Regions from separate parts of the Mus musculus genome. Here region 2 is linked to region 1. The links are chromatin loops, found by intact Hi-C in ENCODE. Cell type or tissue: left cerebral cortex. All regions are shown on one strand.

Evidence for each region. A loop is a pair of places that touch in the nucleus more often than their neighbours do. Peaks named below come from ENCODE experiments on the same cell type or tissue, not always from the same donor. Only the 100,000 strongest peaks of a DNase experiment are listed, where the experiment ranks them.
Region 2: it touches region 1 in a loop (2.4-fold over the local background); 3 of 42 quality-filtered maps call a loop at or near these places.

The regions. Positions count from the first base shown.
Region 1 is chr9:111,267,153-111,275,152 of GRCm38, forward strand. Mlh1 (mutL homolog 1) reads right to left here and starts at 4,456. Exons shown (of 19, transcript NM_026810.2): 1 at 4,257-4,456; 2 at 1,066-1,156. The coding sequence starts at 4,372. It overlaps Epm2aip1 (EPM2A (laforin) interacting protein 1), which reads left to right and starts at 4,693. Exons shown (of 1, transcript NM_175266.4): 1 at 4,693-8,000. The coding sequence starts at 4,809. The coding sequence ends at 6,629. In left cerebral cortex, no CTCF peak of the experiment used is centred here; a DNase peak (open chromatin) is centred at 4,571; H3K4me3 peaks cover 4,416 bases; H3K27ac peaks cover 1,441 bases.
Region 2 is chr9:111,114,539-111,122,538 of GRCm38, forward strand. Lrrfip2 (leucine rich repeat (in FLII) interacting protein 2) reads left to right here and starts at 3,586. Exons shown (of 15, transcript NM_001374664.1): 1 at 3,586-3,851; 2 at 5,102-5,173. In left cerebral cortex, a CTCF peak has its summit at 4,073; DNase peaks (open chromatin) are centred at 3,506, 4,079, 4,518, 4,773 and 1 more place; H3K4me3 peaks cover 2,125 bases; H3K27ac peaks cover 1,629 bases.

The sequences.
Region 1 (8,000 bases):
TATCTCAAATACATCAAACTGGCCCAAGGCACTGTCATCTCACTCCTGGGTTCCTACAAGAGTCTTCTTCCTAACTGTCTCTATGCTGTCCTTCAGCAACTCGTTTGCAAAGGTCATTTTAACATTTTTAATTTTAGTTTTATGTGTATGTGTGTGTCTGACTGGATGAGTACCATACACATGACGTGCCCTCAGAGGCCATTTGAGCCCTTGAAACTGGAGTTCTAGTTGTCGTCAGACACTTGCTATGGGTACTGAGAACAGAACATGGCTCCTCCCCAAGTGCAGTAAGTGCTCTTATCCACTGAGCTATCTCTCCAGGCCCACTCAAAGGCTTTAAATAAAACTCACCACCATATCATGTACTGTTTTGCTTACAATCACTGAGTTATATCCCACCACAGTGGCCAAAAATACCACCCGTTTTACTACGCCCAGAACGTTTTCTCGTAGGCCTTCATGTCTTACTACCCTGGTCTTGTTCAACATGCTGTAGATACACTGGCTTCCCTGCTGGCCCATCAAGTTCAAGCATGCTCCTACTTCATGATTTTGTCCTTATTATTCTTTTTGCCTAAGACACTCACCCTTTTAACACTTTTATAACCTGCTCCTTGATGTCCTTTCGTTTTCTCCATAAGTTTTGCACCCATATTAAAGCCCTCCTGAATGACCAATAAATGGACGTCACATCCTCTGCCACTCTCTGGTCTGGTCTTCCTCCCAGCTTCTGTTTTCTGTACAGTACTTCATGGCACCTGGCATACTATTCATTTTTTCCTGATTCCCACTACTATGACAGAAAACACTTATCAGAAAACAAAGGATATGACAGAAAACACTTATCAGAAAACAAAGGATTTTTGTCCATTTTGTTCGCTACCATATCCCTTGAACAGTGTTCAATATACATAGAAATTTAATACTAATCATTGGGAAGTGTTCAAGCCTTTGATCTAAAATACCTTCTGAAAAAGACTAGTCTCCAGGCTGGGAAGAGATCCTGCACTTTGCTAGAGGTTTGACATGAAGCACATAAAACTGGCTCCCCCAGGCCTCGCTTACCCTGATTCCAGTGCCATTGTCTTGGATCTGAATTAGCTTCAGGCCACCTTCCTTAACAACCACTTGAATATTTGTAGATTTTGCATCTAAACTGGCAAATCAGAGAAAAAAATTTGGTCAGTTGCAACTACTCTGATGCACATATTGTAATATCAACCACTCTGATGCACATACTGTGATATCAACCACTGTGATGCACATACTGTAATATCAACCACTGTGATGCACATACTGTGATATCAACCACTGTGATGCACATACTGTGATATCAACCACTGTGATGCACATACTGTGATATCAACCACTGTGATGCACATACTGTGATATCAACCACTGTGATGCACATACTGTGATATCAACCACTGTGATGCACATACTGTGATATCAACCACTGTGATGCACATACTGTGATATCAACCACTGTGATGCACATACTGTGATATCAACCACTGTGATGCACATACTGTGATATCAACCACTGTGATGCACATACTGTGATATCAACCACTGTGATGCACATACTGTGATATCAACCACTGTGATGCACATACTGTGATATCAACCACTGTGATGCACATACTGTGATATCAACCACTGTGATGCACATACTGTGATATCAACCACTCTGATGCACATACTGTGATATCAACCACTGTGATGCACATACTGTGATATCAACCACTGTGATGCACATACTGTGATATCAACCACTGTGATGCACATACTGTGATATCAACCACTCTGATGCACATACTGTGATATCAACCACTCTGATGCACATACTGTGATATCAACCACTGTGATGCACATACTGTGATATCAACCACTGTGATGCACATACTGTGATATCAACCACTGTGATGCACATACTGTAATATCAACCACTGTGATGCACATACTGTGATATCAACCACTGTGATGCACATACTGTGATATCAACCACTGTGATGCACATACTGTGATATCAACCACTCTGATGAACATACTGTGATATCAACCACTCTGATGCACATACTGTAATATCATCTACTCTGATGCACATATTGTAATATCAACTACTCTGATGCATATACTGTAACATCAAATTTCAAACAAACACAGTGTTTGACTTGCATGCTTTCTCTGTCTTACAAGCTCAATGTGGGTACTGTATGAATGTACACCCTGCGTAAGTGGCAAGGACAGAGCACATTTCTGTCCCTGTAGGGCAGTCCTTTCAGCACAAGTGTCTCTTACTCTCATTTCAACTACGTTTACTGTTATAACAACTCTAATCAGTCTCTGGTTTCTAAGTGACTCTAATAAACATCATTTAAAAATGCAGTTTTCCTCAACACATTCATGATGAAGCAAAGAAAAACTGCCATGCAGAAATTTCTTTAAGAGACTTAAGGAGCTGGAACCTGGAGAGATGGCTTAGCCATTAAGAGTCCTGGCTGCTCTTCCAGAGTTCATTCCTAGCATCCACATGGTAGCTGTAGCTCCAGCTACAGAGGACCTGACTCCCTCTCTGGTCTCTGAGAGCAATCGATGTACATGGTGCAGAGACATACATGCAGGTAAAACATCCCCACAAATAAAATGAAAATTTAAAATGAAAGAAGATGCTAATAGGGACTACAAAATGTCTGAGTGGGCGAAAGCACCTGGCACCAACCAAGGACCTGAGTTCAATCCCTGGGACCCACATGATGGAAGGAGAGAATCAAAGTTGTCCTCTGACCTTCACAAGTGTGTTGTACACACAATCCCTATCACACAAATAAGTAAACAAAATAAACTAAATTAAAAAGAGGAAAATATCTTTAAAAGAATGAAACTCTTGTATTTTCAGAGCAGCCTATGCTCATAGAATATCTACCACAGGAAACAAATTTGACCTGGGGCTACATGAAAAATGGAAGCTTTCAACTCCTCTCAGGAAAATGCCTTTTTTAAAAACAAGAAGCCAGTAAGTTACTTAAGTAATAAACTTTTCTTAGCACCTCTGTATCAAAAACCTCGACTTAAATATTTAAGTAGGATCTGTGCATAATCTCTGCTTGCATGCGTTGCTATGCTACTTTTAAGCTTAGTTTTTTATTGTAGGTGATTCAGGCATAGTACAATTAAGTGAACAAGTTCTCCAGGTCATCCTAACACAGTAAAAGCAAAACCTATCCTAGGGCAGCCTATTGACACCAAATCAAATGTCCGAGGGCTCCCTGCTCCTTCCTCTGGTTATCTCTTCAGTTTCCTTTCCTCCCTGTGGCAGTGGTTCTCAACCTTCTTAAAACTGGGACCCATTGTTACATTGTGGTGACTCTTAACTATAAAATTATTTTGTTGCTACTTCATAACTGCAATTTTGCTATTGCTCTGAATTGTAATGTAAATATCAGAATTTCACGATGGTCTTAGGTGACTCCTGCATAAAGGTCTTTGGACCCCAAAGAGGGCCTGAGGTCATTTATCTCAGTGTCATCGTTCTGAATGCTTTGTCTTTTCAGTGCACTTCTGAACATTTGTCTTCTTTGGCTTTCACAACCATCAACTGATATTAACACAAAGTCCTTATGTACACAGTGTCCTTTTTGAACTTATTTGGTGGTGTGTCTACTTTGGGGTATACTATTCACTGTGCCTATTAAAGGTTAAACAGTACACGTTTAACTTCTCCCCTCCACAACCTGACGGGTCTAAGTCTCAGATGCAGGTCTAAGTCTCAGACTAGGGTCACTCACTAATTTGACAAGAGGAGAGTCAGAAAAAAAGCCCCATGTCCTGATACGTCTGAATAAAACTCAGAAGAAACTGTGCCTTGGATGTGTAGGGATTATTCCGGGAATGAATGATAAACCTAAAATGGCACACTCTGAAGACTGTTTCTCTTCCACCCTTACACATTCACACATCGTCAGCCGCGCATCTTCGTTGTATGTAACGTGGCGGCGAGCCGCATACTCCAGGAAGATACCATTAAACCAATACCACGCGTGCTTCCCCTACTTGCGACCCAAACAGGTCTCGCGCAAGTCGTGAGGACCTTCGGCCGTGTGCATAATGGGAAACCAGCCTGGCACGCGCAGGGTCCCTGTGCCCGATGCCCCCACGGTCCCCGTGCTCGGTGCCCCGCACGGTGGCCGACTGCAGCAGGTGGGTCGGCCCGCCCCGGCTCTCAGTCGGGGAACTCGGCTCCGCTCCCTCCGTACCAGTTTTCTATCATCTCTTTGATAGCATTGGCCGGCCGCTGAATGACTTCCCCCGCCGCTATGCGGTTCACTACCGTCTCGTCCAGACGCCGAATAACTCCTGCTACAAACGCCATATTGGCGCCCGAGTTCCCAGTCAGCCAATCACTCGAGCTCCTCACGCTCAAGTTCTTCCTTCAGCTTCGGCCGACTGCAGTCCTGCGCCGTCTTCCCAGCGGCAAGTGCTGATTGGGCAGCATGAATGCCAGTCAAGCGCTTTTACACGTCAGTTCCTGGGATCTCTGTCCCGCTCTAAACAGCGGCCCGACACCAGGCTAGAAGGCAACGCGCTTGCGCGTCAAAGTTCACGGTCCGCTCTTCCTATTGGCTCATTTCTGAGAGCTGAGGGAATACGAAATCTCCAGCCAATAGGAACGGAGGTGCCCTGGCGGAGGCTGGTGCACCCCTGCTCGGGTGATCTGGCGCAGAACCCAGGGGGTGCTTGGCGTTCGTCGGGCTCCTCCCCGTTTGCTGCGGCCTCAGAGCTCGGCGTTCTCCTGTGGCCTCCGCAGAATGTGGATGACGCCCAAGAGGATTAGGATGGAAGTCGACGAGGCTCTGGTGTTCCGGCCCGAGTGGACCCAGCGATACCTGGTGGTGGAGCCTGCGGAGGGTGACGGGGCCCTGTGCCTGGTGTGTCGCCGCCTGGTCGCCTCTACTCGGGAACGCGACGTGAGGCGCCACTACGAGGCCGAGCACGAATTCTACGAGCGGTTTGTAGGGGACGAGGAACGCGCGGCCCTGGTCGAGCGTCTGCGGCAGGGTGACATGTCTTTGGCCGCCGTGCTCACTCCGGAGGAGAGAGCGACCCGGGCAGGCCTCGGCCTCTGCCGCTTCTTGGCCTTGAAGGGTCGCGGCTGGGGTGAGGGTGACTTCGTACACCAGTGCATGGAGGTGTTGCTGAGAGAGGTGCTGCCGGATCACGTCGGCGTCCTGGAAGGCATTGACTTGTCTCCAGAGATCACACGGCAGAGGATTCTGAGCATTGACAGCAACCTCCGCAGCCAGCTGTTTAACCGAGCCAGGGACTTTAAGGCCTATTCCCTTGCTTTGGATGACCAGGCTTTTGTGGCCTATGAGAACTACCTGCTGGTCTTCATCCGTGGCGTCGGCCGCGACCTGGAGGTGCAAGAAGATCTTCTGACGATTATCAACCTGACTCATCACTTCAGTGTTGGGGCTCTCATGTCGGCAATTCTGGAAGCCCTGCAGACAGCAGGGCTCAGCTTACAGCGAATGGTTGGACTGACCACGACCCACACTTTAAGGATGATCGGCGAGAACTCCGGACTGGTCTCCTACATGAGAGAGAAGGCCGTGAGTCCCAACTGTTGGAACGTAATCCACTATTCGGGATTTCTTCACTTGGAACTGTTGAGTTCTTATGATGTTGATATTAATCAGATCATAAATACCATATCTGAATGGGTAGTTATGATTAAGACCAGAGGTGTTAGGCGACCGGAGTTTCAGCCTCTACTAACTGAGTCTGAGTCAGAGCATGGTGAAAGAGTTAACGGACGGTGTTTGAACAACTGGCTGAGAAGAGGCAAAACGTTAAAACTAATATTTTCACTAAGAAAAGAAATCGAGGCGTTCTTGGTCTCAGTGGGGGCAACAACAGTTCATTTCTCAGACAAGCAGTGGCTTTGTGATTTTGGTTTCTTGGTAGATATTATGGACTATCTTCGAGAGATCAGTGAAGAACTGCAGATCAGTAAAGTCTTTGCTGCTGCTGCCTTTGAACGCATCTGCACCTTTGAGGGTAAGCTGAGTTCACTTCAGAGACATATGGAGGAAGTAAATCTAACAGACTTTCCTGCCTTCAGTATAATCGTTGATGAACTTAAACAGCAGTTTAAGGAAGATCAAAAAATATTTGATCCTGACAGGTATCAAATGGTGATCTCCCGCCTACAGAAAGATTTTGAGAGACATTTTAAGGACCTCAGGTTCATTAAAAAGGACTTAGAACTTTTCTCAAATCCATTTAGCTTTAAACCGGAATATGCGCCTATTTCTGTAAGAGTGGAGCTAACAAAACTTCAGGCCAACACTGACCTGTGGAATGAGTACAGAGTCAAAGACTTGGGACAGTTTTATGCAGGACTGTCTGGTGAAGCTTACCCAATTATCAAAGGGGTTGCCTATAAGGTGGCATCCTTATTTGATAGTAACCAGATCTGTGATAAGGCTTTTGCATATTTAACTCGAAACCAGCACACATTGAGCCAGCCACTGACGGATGAGCATCTCCAAGCACTGTTTCGAGTTGCCACAACTGAAATGGATCCTCGTTGGGATGATCTTGTGAGAGAAAGAAATGATTCGTAAGCCGTTGTGGTCCAAGAAGTTGATTTGAAAAGGGAAAATTAATTTGATTTTTCTTTCACATTTCCTCATTTGGATGGTTGGAAAGCATTGAACTTACTACAGATGTTCAAATTGATAAGCATTGAAATCTTTCTGACAAGTTGCCTTTCTCCATCTCATTTGGCAACATGGGACTGACTGAAGCATAAGAATACCACCTTTAAAAAACTTAGTTTAATGGAAAAGTCATTGTTCTTTCCTTTTATTATTACTGATTTTCAACAAATTTAGTATTGATATTGTCAGTTGAACTAGAAGTCTGGTTTTAAAATGGTTTAAAGATATATGCCAAAAGTTTCAGCTCTTATTTTGACACAGTGGAAAGTGTGACACGTGGTTTGAAATGACCAACTCCTTAAAAGTGTATTTGAGCCAGTTTACAGAAACTCACATATCAAATTAAGTTTCTGAAAAGGAATAGCATAAACACAGTGGAGGTATTTTATCTAGATAACAGAATTTAAGATTATTTTTTAAAGCATATTTCTAAGTAAATACAATCCCCCCATCCCCACCTACCCAGTTGATGGTGACATTACGGATGGAGGAAGTAATCAATTTGGTGTTGGAGCAGCAAGAATTATTTTAAATTCCTGATTTAGGAGTTTCTTACTATCAGGAGTTAAGAATAACCAATTATTGGTGGTTTGCTCCTTATTTTTTCACAGCTGGAGCAATTTTTTCAGCTCATCTATCAAAGGACCATGGTAAGTATGGAATCTTGATCACTGCCAGTCAGTAATTTTTTTTTCCCTGCTCTAGACAGAACTTTGGCCCTATCCAAACAGTAAAGGGGAAAGACTTTTACACTTCAAGATCAGGAGTTCTGAAGGTTTTAGCTCGTTTGTCTTATCTGCATGGGTATTCATGTTTTATAAGGAAACCATGCTTAAGGGAGACACTTTATTTTGAAGTGATGAGTCAGATTTTGTTAGGTGTAGGAAATGGATTTATTCTAGAATTTAGAACTGTCTCGCACATTGAGTAGTTAAGACAGTGCACAAGTAAAAATATTTAAATCTCAAGAAGCAACCTTATCCACAGACTGTAATAATTCCTATTTCTGGAGACATTGGTTTTGTGCTATGATGTTATCAGACTTTCTAACTGTGGAGAAGACAATCTTAAGGTAAAGCTCAACCTGAAGCCTGATCTAAAAGCAGCACTGATTTGTAACTCCTCCTCGTGCAGTTTACAAGCTGATGTGCTCCGTTCTGTCTTAAATACGGCAGCACACTGTCGTGTTGCACATTCGAGGAACCTTATTACAACCAAGCGTTTGGAAGGAACTGATGCTTAAGCCACACGAGTCTAAGAGCCAAAGTTAGATCA
Region 2 (8,000 bases), 150 kb before region 1:
CCTTTCTAAGCTTACTATGCTTGTTCAAACTTCTCTTCATAAGATTTAACCAGAGAACAAAGTCTCTGCTGGGCTTTTTGAAACTTCCTTTGTCAATGCAATTAATCTGAGTCTCTTCACCTTAGCCTCAGGCAGACATTTCAGACAAGGGCAAAAAGTAGCCAGTCTTCACCAAAATACCACAAAAACAGTCGTTATGTCACATTCTGAAATTCTTCTCCTTTGAAATCTCTTGGGCCAGGTCAACACAATTCAAATTACTCCCAGCAACAAAGTCTTCCATATTCCTTCTAGGATGACCAATTAAGCCCCATTTAAAGCATTCCACTGCTTTCCAAATCCAAAGTCCCAAAATCCACATTCTTTCAAATAAAAGCATGGTCAGACCTATCACAGCAATACTCCACCCCACTTCTGGTACCAGCTTCTGTCTTAGGGTTTTGCTCCTGTGAACAGACACCATGACCAAGACAAGTCTTTTTTTTTTTAAGATTTATTTATTTATTTATTATATGTAAGTACACTGTAGCTGTCTTCAGACACTCCAGAAGACGGAGTCAGATCTTGTTATAGATGGTTGTGAGCCACCACGTGGTTGCTGGGATTTGAACTCCCGACCTTCGGAAGAACAGTTGGGTGCTCTTACCCACTGAGCCATCTCACCAGCGGCAAGTCTTATTGAAAAAAAAAACATTTAATTGGGGCTGGCTTACAGGTTCAGAGGTTCAGACCATTATCAAGGTGGGAACATGGCAGTATCCAGGCAGGCATGGCGCAGGAGGAGCTGAGAGTTCTATGTATTCATCCAAAGGCTGCTAGTGGAAGACTGACTTCCAGGCAACTAAGGTGAGGATCTTATACCCACACCCACAGTGACACACCCATTCCAACCAGGTCACACCTATTCCAACACACCTTCAGATGGTGCCACTCCCTGGTCCAAGGATATAAAAACCATCACAATAGTCTTGACCAATTATTATTTTTAAGATTATTTTTTTTTTTTTGTTTTTTGTTTTTCAAGACAGGGTTTCTCTGTGTAGCCCTGGCTGTCCTGGAACTCACTCTATAGGCCGGGCTGGCCTCGAACTCAGAAATCCGCCTGCCTGTGCCTCCTAAGTGCTGGGATTAAAGGTATGCACCACCACGCCTGGCTTTTTTAAATCATTTTTAGTTATGTATATATGTGTATATGTGTATATATGTATATGTCCGTGTGAATTGTATACAAGTAACACAGACGAGGACAGAAATGGGAGATTTCCCTGGAGCTGGAGTTACAGAGTTGTGAGGCACTCAACGTTGGTGCTGGGAGTCAAACTTGGGTCCTTGGAAAGAGCAGTGTGTCCTTAACCACTGACCCATCTGTTCAGCCCCTGAGTCTAGTTGTTGTTGGCCACATGTATGTGGGTGTGAGGCCACCCACTGGGGTTCAACCACATCCACAAAGAAAGTGACTTTCATTTCTTCAGCAGCTCTCAACTCTCCATAGCTCCCGAGTTATGGCTGGCGCCTCAGGAGTCCCTTTGCCAGCCATGCTGAAATTTTGACTGACTTGCTCACACAACTCCTAGTAGTTTATTTTTAATGTCTGAACTAATGATGTTTCCAGATATGTGTTTCAAATAAAGGAACATTGTCCAGCTTTTGCCAAGATAGTTCCATCTAAAAATATGAAAAGACAAGAGAAACATGAAAAACACATTATTGTCATTAATATCAGAGACATTCATGTTAAAAATATATCCACTTTCACAGATTCTGGTAGTTGAAATAAAAAATACAATATCTGATGCAGGCAAGTAAAATCAGCAATGAATATTTGTTATTAAAAAAGGAAGCACTTTATTTCTTGGCATTATCTAAGAAAACTATGAAAGATTTGCTGTGGAAAGAATAAATATGTATGGATCCAGCCATCACACTTTCCAAAAAGTATAAACATTTGCAAAATTTTCCTTCATCTATTAATATATCTGTGGAGCAGCCAGCCCACACAGACCTGGGGCATTCACATGTCAGAATATTCCATAAAGATCTGGGAACAGATATTTTTGGCAGAAAGAGAGACTTAATGTGCCGAGAACGACTGCCTACCACGTAATTCAGGGTTACAGCCTGAGTCAGGGACTCCTCGCTGTGACAAAGAGTGTCAGTCTACAACATTCTTTCGAATCGTTTATTATAGACTCTTTCAACAAGAGGAGTCGTTTTTGTTTTCAGTTGCCAAATAGGTGGCAAAATATGAAGGAGAAGTAACAGCGAACTTCTAAAGCTGCTTCACAACACTAGTGTTAACGCCTATTTTTACAATGAAAGAGAGCTAGGTGTGGTGGCGCTTGCCTGTGACCCCAGCACTGGAGTGGCTGCTAGCTTTGCCGACCTGGTAAATTCCAGGTCTATGTGAGATTTAATAATGTCTTTAAAAAACCAAGGAGCATGACTCCAGGGAAATACCACCCAAAGTTGCTGTCTGTGAGCCAATTGTAGACAGACAGACAGACACACAGTTTCTCTCAGCACACTTTTCTCTGTGTGCTGAACCTCCAGGATTGATTGATCCCACAGTGGCAGCCCCGTGAACATGAAAGGTTAATCAAGCCTTTGATATCTCAGTGGATACGGGCAGCTCTGAAAGTCCTTTTAGAAGCCATCAGACAAAATCCAAACATGTCATCCGTGGGCTTATTCGTGGGCTTCTGAAATCTGCAGTTTTTGCAGATGGGAGGTCGTGCCTAAGACCATTTTGTGCCCTTTCCCCCAGATACCTGCTCGGCTATCACTTCCTGCCAGAGGTCTTCTCTCACCATCTTCTCCAGCCAGAGGCCTCACCCTCAAAATGTTCTCATCATTGCTTGCCGCTGAGTTCACGACAATCTGTCATTACCTTGTTTATCTGATCAAGTTCATCTACTCAATTAGAAGGCAAGTTTCCCCGAGAGCATGATCAGGGCTTCCGGTGCCTGGAACTTTGAACGTGAGGGCCTTCCCCAGATACTTTTGGGATTGAAGAACATGCCTACGATTTGGGTCTGTGTGTTTGTGTGTGTGCGCGCGTGTGTGTGATGTGTACAGGTCTCACTGTGATAATTCAAACTCCTTTGCCCTGCCACAGGTTCCAGGGTACCCGGGACAACAGGTGTATAGCATCATACCTGATTTTATGCTGGGAATGGCACCCAAGGTTACAGATATGCTAAGTAAGCACCCTATTACCTGCGCTACAGCCTCAGGTGGAAATCTCTTTAAAAACAGGTATTTTCATTTCGTTCAGCCACACCCACCCTCCACATCCTTTCCCACAGACTGCGCGCCAGGTGCCTCACTCACCCAAAACCTCCCACCAGACCGCTTTGAGGCCACCTGGCTAAGTACGGTTACGAAACGCTCAGATACCAACGCTCGGGACCAGGCCCGGCTTGAGCCAGTGCGTGTCGAGCGTGTCTCCCTCCCCGTCACCCGCGAGCCCTGCGCTCCGCGGTCCAGCCAGTAGCCTCCGAGCCGCGCGCGTCCGCTACCCCGCCGCCTGCCACAAGTACTTCCGGGTGAGCGGGTCGCCGGCCGGTGGCCCCGCCCCTCTGCCCCGCCACCGCCGCAGCTGCAGCCGCTGCTCGGGCTGCGGCTCGTCCCGGGTCGCGTTCGCTGTGTCGGCCGCGGGGCGAAGGGCGCGCTCAGTGTGACTCCACGACCGGCCGCGGCGCGAGGAGCCCTTCTTTTTGTCTCCCTGCGGCCCGCGGGGTGGACGGTGCGGGGGGGTGCAGAGTGTGGCCGGCGCTCTCCTCTCCCGGCTCCCGGGCGGCCGCTCCGGCCCTTCCGGGCGGCGCCGCAGCCTCATCCCGCGCCACACGCAGGTAAGGGCAGGCGGCGGACCCGGCTGTCTCCAGGCGCTGCCCAGTGGCGGCTCCGGGCTGGGGTCGCCCGGCGGGTCCCCTGCTCCCGCTTCGCCCGCCCCCCGCGGGGGAAGAAGGGGTTACGCCCCTTGGACCGGGCATCACTTGGGACAGCTGGGTGCTCCAGCTCCCGTTGCTCCCGGCGCCACACTCCCGCAGACTCTGTCCTCAGTCTGTCCCGGGAGGGGCCGCCCCGGGAACGGTGTCAGGCCGGTGGAGGGCGTAGCTTTTTGAGTGAGATTCCCCCCTCTCCTGCTTCCTTCTTGATCTGAACTGAAGCGCGCGGGCTTACCAGGCTCAGGGCAGGACGGTCAGGGTTAATGCTTGACTAACAGCGGGCGTTATTTACACCCACATTGTGGAGTTTCATAGCTCCAGTCAGGCCTGGTTTCCCTTTGCTGTGGATATCCAGCAGGAAGCAAGGGACATAAGAGAACCCAGAGGAGAAAAGTTCAAGCGTTTGCTTTGTGTATTATGTTCCCCACCTCGAGACATACAAATATAACGTAGAAACGTGGCTAAAGGGTATCCCAAACTTTCAGTATTTGTAGCCCCTTTTGCTTTTCCCATTTAGTGACTCAGCATTTTTGCCACGGTTTTTCTACAGTAGCTTGATTGACTGAAAACTCTGTAAGGATAACAGTGACTGCTATTCGTGTTGTGTTATCGCAGCGAGAAGAGGTGCAGTCAGGGTATCGACAGATACATTCTTAATCAGTGTTGGACTTTTTCTCCCCAGTAGGTGTGAAAAGCTGCAATTGCTGAAGAATGTGTGTTGCAGTAAGAGTTAGTTGGCCAAGTTTACCGTAGCTTCAATGTCTTGCAGAGTTAGCCCCGATTAACCAACATCATGCTCTGTTTAACAACTACAGGGATCCTATGACCTCGTATTTAATACACTCATGCCGAGTAAGAACTTCGGAAAGTGTGATTCACGTCGGAAGTGAGGTCACACTCTGACTCGTAGATCGGGATCTTCCCATTGAAATAGAGGAAAGCCAGACCTTTTCTGCCCGTTTAATTAGATAATTGTACTCTTTTTTTTTATAGCGAGTGATGTATAATGTTTGGTTCTGTTTGTTGCTGGGTGGTGATTGTCATGCACTATGGCATGGAAATCAAACGTTAAAATTTGTATAATGTTTTGTTTTGTAATACTTTGTTGGACTGCTGTGATTTTTAAGTCCCCCCCCCCTTTTTTTTTTTACCAGATGTGGGAAGACAAATGAAGGGATTTAGAAGCCAAGTAAATGTCATTGGGAAGGAGAGCTACCACCACTGAGGTAGGAAATAGTACTGTGTACTATATAAAATAGCTTTTTGAGTGGGAAGCTGCAGCACTTTGCCATCCTATCCTTAAAGATGCTGAATGAGACTATATTAACTTCTGTTCTGGAAGGAATTGTGTTGAAGTTTTGGTGTATTTTTAGAATTGACTAATTTCAAACTTGAAGTAACTTTTTAGTGCTGCAATGTCATTTGATCATTTTAGTCTTTCAAAATGAGATGCAAAAAAACTTTGGATCCCAGAGTTCTTTATAGGGACAACCTTGCTTTCTTTCCAGTTTTTTTTTCTTTTCTTTTCTTTGTAGAGTCCTGATTATTTTACCTTGATTGACAGTTTAGAAGTCCTATTGACTAGTTGGAAGATAATACCAAATGTATTGGTGTTAACTTAAGACAGACGTCCCTTTGATTCTTTGACTAACTTTTTGGCATCTTTCTCCCTTTGGATATCGATACTTAAATTCAGAGTGTTCTCCAATGTTGCTTTTTATTTCTGTCCAGCTGATAGGATGATGATTCTGTTCTTGTTAACAGAGATTCCCTTTTGGAAAATCCCCTGTGAAAACCTTCATTGGAGATAGTCTTGACGCACAAATACGTCAGGGAAATCTTCTTAGGTTAGGATTTAAGCATCTTCAGAATGAAGGGAAAAGAGATAGGAAGCATATTTGGCAACACAAAACCAATTTGTCGTTGTTGTTGTTGTTGTTGTTGCTAACTTAGGACAGAAAAGTGATTTCTTGCAAAGATCTCTGTGAATCTTACCCTGCTCCTTGTATGAAAAGGGACAGATTTGGTGACGTGATGGTGGGGTGGGGATGATTGTCCTTCTGACGTGGTGGGAGCTCTGTTGAGGATTAGCTAAAAGGCAGTAAAATTCTTCTGTCCTTATTCAAGGACTGCTGTCTGCTGTGCCGACTAAACAATCCCGTTGGCAGCTTTTCTCTTAGGCAGTTGCTTTCCCTCTGGAGAGTCTGAGTGGTGGACGTGATCCTTACCTGGGAAGCCATACTCCTTAGCCCTTATGTTTGCAAATAAACACTAGACTCTGACCCCTATTCAAAGCCCAGCTTTTAAAACTTCAGCAGGAAAGGAATTGAGCAGAGTTTACCTTATGAGTAAAATGTCTTTGTCCCTTTCCCCATTCTTTCCCTTTAAAGCTAATAGAAGACAAGACTGTCTTGGAAACGGAGTGCTTGGCATTGCACTTTAACCTTTCAAGCTTTCTGGTCAGCGGAAAGTTAGTCTAGACTTAAAGCAGTTACACACTAGGCTAAACTTATACATTGTAAAGCTGGGCTTATCCTGTGAGAATGCCAGTTCTTGGACAGTCACTGAGGCTCGATATCTGGGTATGGTCTTCTTTTAGTCTAGGGGTTGGAAAAGAAATAGGTAAATAGACACTTGGGAAGAAATGACATCCATAGACAGAGAGCTCAGTGGCGTTTGTGCCACTTTTAAAGATTTGTAAAACACGTAAAAGCAATGGTCATACGAGGAAAAGCCCTTTCCTTTCTGCACAAGCTTCTTACCGTCCCATAACCCTACTCCCCGGGCCAGGCCACCATAGTTAATGGTTTTCATGTATTTCCCTCCTCCTGCTCTCAGTAGCATGTACAGTTGCATGTGTTTACAGGTGCCTTTTACCCGTGATGCATCTGAGATATGTTTCTGTATTAGCATCCACTCCAGTCTCATTTTAAAAAGACTGGATTTATTCATTTTCCATACTTTTACTAATTCCATGTTAGTAAACATTAGGTCATTATTAGTCTTTTGTATACAGCGCTATAAGAAAGACTTTTAAGCAAGTGCTTGACCATTTATAGTTCCATCTGTGGAGTACAGCTCTGGTGTATGACTGTGAAGTTGGCACTTAGATTATGAACATGAAAAATTTGTTTTATATTAGACTTTATTTTATAGTAGAAGGTAATGTTTTCTCAGGCACAGGAGGAGGAAGAATTAAAAAATTTTATGTTCTTTACCCATCACTTCCTTTTAAAAAGCATTGTGAACTAGGTGACTCCATGTCACTGCCTGTTGTCAACACCTGGGGGTTTAAGCCAGGGGACAGAGTGTGAGGCTACTGTGGTCTATACAGCATGTAGTGAGGCTGTGTCTCAAATCAAATTGCAACTGTGTTTTATAAGTTGATTTAAGACATTTTGCAGTGTTAATGATTGCATTGGTAAATGTCAATGCTGTAGTTGAAGACTGGCGCTGACAGACATAAACCACTGGCATTCGGTAAGATGGCCGCAGCTGTAGGTTTGTCTCAGAGTTTAAATTTTCTGTTAATTAAAAACTTATATAGCTGGGTGTGGTGGCACACACCTTTAATTCAGCACTTGGGAGGCAAAGGCAGATCTCTGTGAATTCAGGGCCAGCCTGGTCCATATAGCCACTTCTAGGCCTATTAGGGTTACATACAAAAACAAACAAAAAACAAAAACAAAAACAAACGAAACCACCACCATCAACAAAAATAATAAGAAACAACTTGTATATAGCTTTCATTTTTGCCCTGCTAAAGTTAACTGATATTAGTCAGAAGAGAAAGAAATGGCCCAGAGTTTCTTCTTTATCATCCATATCCTACTTTAAGTAGAGTGAATGATAGAACCCGAGAGCCAGAAACCCTTTTGCAATCCAGAGCACTGTTGGTGGAGTCCTTTGTCAAAGCAGGAAGTAGGTATATAGATTTAGACTTTATTCTGCAAAGAGTTAGTAAGCAGAATAAGGGAGGTTTAGAATTTAATGTGAAGTTCTGTAGGTGACTCATGACCAGGGGGACATTCAGGAGCCTTTGTCCTTTTGAAA